Linked DNA regions of Homo sapiens: region 1 is linked to region 2. Evidence: chromatin loops called from intact Hi-C (ENCODE). Cell type or tissue: PC-9. All regions are shown on one strand. Each heading gives the region's core, and the rest is flanking DNA. Links, peaks and the distances in the headings are about the cores only. Region 1 has its middle 110 kb from the start of INHBA-AS1. Region 2 has its middle 47 kb from the start of LINC01450.

The links. Hi-C counts contacts between places; a loop is a spot of excess contacts. Peaks named below come from ENCODE experiments on the same cell type or tissue, not always from the same donor. Only the 100,000 strongest peaks of a DNase experiment are listed, where the experiment ranks them.
Region 1: it touches region 2 in a loop (9-fold over the local background); 2 of 110 quality-filtered maps call a loop at or near these places.

What each region holds. Positions count from the first base shown.
Region 1 is chr7:41,579,092-41,581,902 of GRCh38, reverse strand. No RefSeq gene overlaps it. Among named protein-coding and RNA genes, the nearest start is that of INHBA-AS1, 110 kb to the left of the region's middle. In PC-9, for the core only: no CTCF peak of the experiment used is centred there; a DNase peak (open chromatin) is centred at 1,612; H3K27ac peaks cover 2,466 bases.
Region 2 is chr7:41,025,840-41,028,650 of GRCh38, reverse strand. It overlaps a transcript of SUGCT not described here. Among named protein-coding and RNA genes, the nearest start is that of LINC01450, 47 kb to the right of the region's middle. RefSeq lists an enhancer at 1-241. In PC-9, for the core only: no CTCF peak of the experiment used is centred there; a DNase peak (open chromatin) is centred at 1,080.

The sequences.
Region 1 (2,811 bases), core at 66-2,565, 550 kb before region 2:
GGATAGGAGCCATAGCTGGGTGGCAGGGCCCCGGTTATGAGTTTCTGGCATTTTCCAAGAATTGGAAGACACTGGAGTTAAGCCACATCCCAAATGAGTAAGAAATCATGGAAACACCCAGTTCGATAGAAGGTATTCAGGCACTAGAGATTCTCCTTGTCCTAGATTCTGATTGAGTCTTTCAGAAATTGTGTGTGAATGTTCATGCTGTGTGTGTGTGTGTGTGTGTGTGTGTAGGTGGTTGGAGGGATGGTGTGGCGTGCTGGCATGCAAGTGCTCAGAGCTCATGGTTGGACATGTGAGCCCAAGGAAGCAAGAGGGTGGGGACAGAGGTGGCTCCAGAGCCTGGTGCATCTGGTCACATCCTATCACCTCTACTTAGAGAGGAAGTTAATCCCCAAAGTCTCAGATCATCGTCAATAAAAGGCAGACAGCCATAATAATAGTTTCTTAAGGGACTGTTTGGAGGAGGAAGGAGCTCAAGATTTATGTAGCACTTAATGTTTTGCTTGGCCACATACTGACTCTCAACAGCATTAGTTTCTTTCTTTCCATTCCTCCCTCCACCAACCCACCATTATCTGTGACTTTATCATGAGCTGAATGATGGGCCTTAGTTCAAATCCCTTCTGTTCCTATAAATATTAGCTAAGGAGCCAATGGGAACTCTTAGGACACATGTGGCTCTGGAGAGCTGCTCCAGACGGCTGGAAAGATAATGAGGGAAAGTGGGTCAGATTGCTGCTCTACAGAAGAGTAAACTTCTAGAGGCAAGGGGGTATGTGGTTTCAAGATTTATATTTCACTATCAGAAACTAGGAAGTAAAATCTCTTTACTCTTCCTTGTGTCAAAATCTTTTTTTTTTTTTTTTTTTTGAGACAGAATTTCAGTCTGTTGCCCAGGCTGGAGTGCAGTGGTGCCATCTCAGCTCACTGCAATCTCTACCTCCAGAGTTCAAGCGATTCTCCTTCCTCAGCCTTCCAAGTAGCTGAAATTACAGGTGCCTACCATCATGCCCAGCTAATTTTCATATTTTTAGTAAAGATGGGGTTTCACCATGTTGGCCAGGCTGGTCTTAAACTCCTGACCTCAAGCGATCCACCACCCTCAGCCTCCCAAACTGCTGGGATTATAGGCGTGAGTCATTGAGCCTGGCCCTTGTGTCAAAATCTTAAAGAAGTTTTAACTAATTCTTGTTTTCCAAACTAAGTAAAAACTATAATGTCACTAAGTGTTAAATTTGAACCTTGCCCCACTTTGATAATTCTTGACAGGTTTTACAAGAAAACATTTCACTTTAAGCACAATTTGTGTTTCAGAACACTTGCTTGCTGCTGGAAGATCATGGTGTTTCTGGCAGCTTTTCTTCGACCTCAATATAATTATTGTATCTTGCTAAACTCACCAGCTTCCAAAATCACTAGCTTCTTGCATATTTACCTTTGAAATCTCTATCAACCATCTCTTTGGTGACACTTGTTTTCAGCTGTCTTCTTAAAGAATGGGTCCTCAAGCATCTAAACCACAAGGCTGATTTTATCAGATCATTCTGAGAATTGAAATATCCCAACTCAACAATATAATTGTGTAGATATGGTGTTATACTTGATCTTAAATATGTAAAGAATTCAACTTGTTGTGTGTCATAGCTTTGAACTTGGGCTTCTAATAGAATAGGAATTCCACAGAATTCCTAGAAAAGAGCTCATGCACAAACAAAACAAGGAACCAGACATCCCTTTCCCCAGATTTGTGTGGAAAAAAGTATAGAGTGCTAGCACAGAGTGTGTTTCATGCCAAAGCTTTGTAATATGCCTTTTACTCAGTAAACCCTAATCATTCTGCACTTCACTTATGTAACCTCAACTATTTATGGGGGCTGAGAGGGAAAATATGATTAACTCCAAGTGGACAATTCTGGCTTCAAACCTCCAAATGATTCCTGTGTACTCAGTATTTACTCCCCTTAAAAAAGAACTGTTTCTATGGAGAACACACGTAGGTACAGAGAAGTCTCCATCACCCTGGGTGGGGTGGCTCATGCCTATCTGTAATCTTAGCACTTTGGGAAGCCAAGGTGGGCAGATCATGAGGTCAAGAGATCGAGACCATCCTGGCCAACATGGTGAAACCCCATTTCTACTAAAAATACAAAAATTAGCTGGATGTGGTGGCCCACGCCTGTAGTCCCAGCTACTTGGGAGGCTGAGGCAGGAGAATCGCTTGAACCTGGGAGGCAGAGGTTGCAGTGAGCTGAGATTGCTCCACTGCACTCCAGCCTGGTGACTTAGCAAGACTCCATCTTAAAAGAAAAAAAAAATCCATCAATAACTTCACACCAACAAACGTCATATTTAAAACAAAAGAAGCCCATGACATAATTAACTAGTTAGATTTTATCTAAGGACTGAATGTCCATAATAGAGTGGGAAAGCACACTTGTTAAAGTATAGTGTTCAGATGTGTTTTAGTTCAGCATGAGCTCCTCAAACTAATGTTCACAGGAAAAGTTTCTTCGGTGTTGTTACATGTTGTTTCATGTTGTTTGCATAGCATTTAAGCAAAGCAGAATATGCAGTAATAATCATCTGGTGACTCTTACTGCAAGTTAAGGAATAACTACATGAGTAGCAGTGGTCTTCAGATCCCCCCATTACAATTGCCCTCCCATTGCATTCCAGTAGATAATATTACTTATGAACACTTCTTATTTATTTAAATATAAAATCTTCACAGCTTGGGAGTGGGGGTACAAACAAGATATAGATTTTGAGAAAGCAAATTTGAGATACAGGCAATACAGATTCTCC
Region 2 (2,811 bases), core at 143-2,642:
TTTATATACAAAAATGCTTATCATTATGTAACAATTGCCTACAGTACTCAGCACAATAACATGCTGTACAAGTTTGTAGCCTTGGAGTGATAGGTTATACCATAAAGCCTAGGTGTGTAGTGGGCTCTGCCTCCTAGGTTTGTGTAAGTGCACTCCGTGATGCTCCCACAGCGATGACTTTGCCTAACTATGCATTTCTCAGAATGGATCCCCAGTTGTTAAGCAACTCATGACTGTATGTTGCTTTCCAAATTGATCACTTGGGACGGCCAGTGATGCTGTTAGTCCTCTCAGGGATTATTTAGTGTTAGACAGAAACAATAAATTCTAGCGACTTTATTTCTTAAAGCCTTTCTTTGACCGCTCTTATTCCATGCTAGTTTTCTCAACATATCCAGGGTCTCAACTTCAGAAGAACTAAAACATTCCTTCTTTCTCTTGGCTTCTAGGTCTGCTGCTGTAATGCATGTTCCCTCTGCACTGATTTTGTGGATAGGATGTAGGGACCAGACGCTGGAGGCACTGCCTCAATACCTGCCTGCCTGAGTTAGGAATCATCCTTAGCACCCACCAAGGACTTCCTAAGTGCTGGACCCTGTGCTAAGCCTGTTTCCTGCATGATCATTAATCCTTAAAATCTATGAAGAAAATCCCAATATCTACCCATTTTACAGATGAGGAAAGCCAGTTTGGATGGGTTCATCAGCTTGCACAGAGGCAGAAGGTATGGCGTCTGCTGGGATGACATCTGTACTGTTTCGGATGCTTGGAGCCCCCGCATGTTGTGATAATGTGGTGATTACTCAGCTAACGTAGATCAAAGAGGAATTTAAAGTCTTTCATATCACAGACTCTTTGTGGTCTTTAGACGATCATTAAAAAATTAAATATGTCCCTGTTATGTCTATTTTCTCCTAATGTTTTCCTAATGGGAGTGTGAGACTTTTTTACATGAGACAACTGGTTTATATTCCCCAGGAGCCAAGTGGAATGCCATGAATGAGAATGTCATTGCCCTGAATACCTTCGATGCTCTCATAACCACAAACTGTAGTACATATAAAGTGGATGGACAAACTTCCTGCATATTTGTCCCTTCCATTCCTGGCATGCTTCTTACACCGCAGAACATTATGCATATCCAGGAATTGAGGAGTCTTTTGAAAGGGAAATTCCCCCTCCTACCAATACAATGTAAGCTTCAAACCTAGTCAGTGTCATTGAGGGATTTACCATTTTTCTGCTCATGGTCACCACAATGTCACCAAGGAGAAGAGCAACCACATCCCTTGACCCATCCTCAGCCCTGCCCTGGCCAAGGTCCTTTTTTCAAGGCTGATGCCCTTCACTAATGGTACCGAGAGCAATCCCTTCCTTGGGACTCTTGCCCTGAAATTTCCCAAGACGTCTTGGAAGGCGTGGATGCAGGGTGAGGATGGGAGGTTTTAGAGGACCAGCCATTAAGGCCGTAGGCTAAAACTCTGGACTTCTTTTTCCAGATTGCTTCTGCTTCTAAAAGAGAATGTATGCATTAACCATTTCTCTCTGACATCTAGAAACATCTAGAAAGATGTTTTTGTTTTTGTGTAAACTTTTTTTTTAAGTATGAAACTTTTTTTTAGATGGAGTCTTGCTCTGTCGCCCAGGCTGGAGTGCAATGGCATGATCTCGGCTCACTGCAGCCTCTGCCACCCAGGTTCAAGCAATTCTCCTGCCTCAGCCTCCTGAGTAGCTGGGATTACAGGCATGCGCCACCTCTCTTAGTTAATTTTTGTATTTTTAGTAGAGACGGGATTTCACCATGTTGGCTAGGCTGGTCTTGAATTCCTGACCTCATGATCTACCTGCCTCGGCCTCCCAAAGCTCTGGGATTATAGGCATGAGCCACCGCACACAGCCTAAGTATAAAAGTTAAGGATCAGACAACCAGCTTCTATGAAAGTCTGAATTAAGCTGGCGCCTTTGATTTGGATAAAGACCGTACAAGACTTCTCACGTAGATGGGCATGTTAATACTATCTAAAGACAATCAGATTGTGTTTACCTAAATAATCATTTCTGAGATACCATAACTTCAGTTTCATTGTCCTTTTACTTTAAGTTGTTGCATTAGTTTCACTGAATATAAATAGAATTAGTATCAAGGCATCAGTGTCAAGATGAATGCAGCCTTCTGCCCTGGACTCCCAAAATTTCACAGAGCTTGATGGCAGGACAGCATTTTTCTGCAGGAACTCCTTAGTACAGCCAGGTCCAAACTGTAAAATACAGGCAACAAACTAGATGCCTGCAGGAGTCAAGCAAGTTGTATGAATGGATGGTTCAATTCAAGTGCTGGGGACAGCGCTGACCAGGTAAAGATGAGAAAACATACCCCCTTCAGCACAGGACCATCACCATTCGGTGGTTGCCAGGAGTAGGACTGGCTACATAATATGGGAGGCCCAGTGCAAAATGAAAATGCAGGGTTATTAGTCAGGAAGACCTACGCAGGTCGCAGGCCCATGAAGCTGGCCCTGGCCAGGAGGCAACGTAAGACCAAGGTGATGGTGGCAGCAGGTGCAGCTCCAGAGCACACATAGACCTGCGTTTGCACACCCCGTGAGACTGTTCAACTCAGAGAAATCCCGATGTGAATGTTGTAAAAAGTGTGCTGGCCTCCAAGGCCTCTCCTGGAGTCCACCCCTCGACCCATTTTGACTGCTCTGGGACTTACAAATGTTAACATGTGCAGAGTTCCTGAGATCAGCTGCACGGGTCTTTAATAACTTGGCAAGGGGCTTTCCAGAAAGCTATGGGTGCATAGCTGAA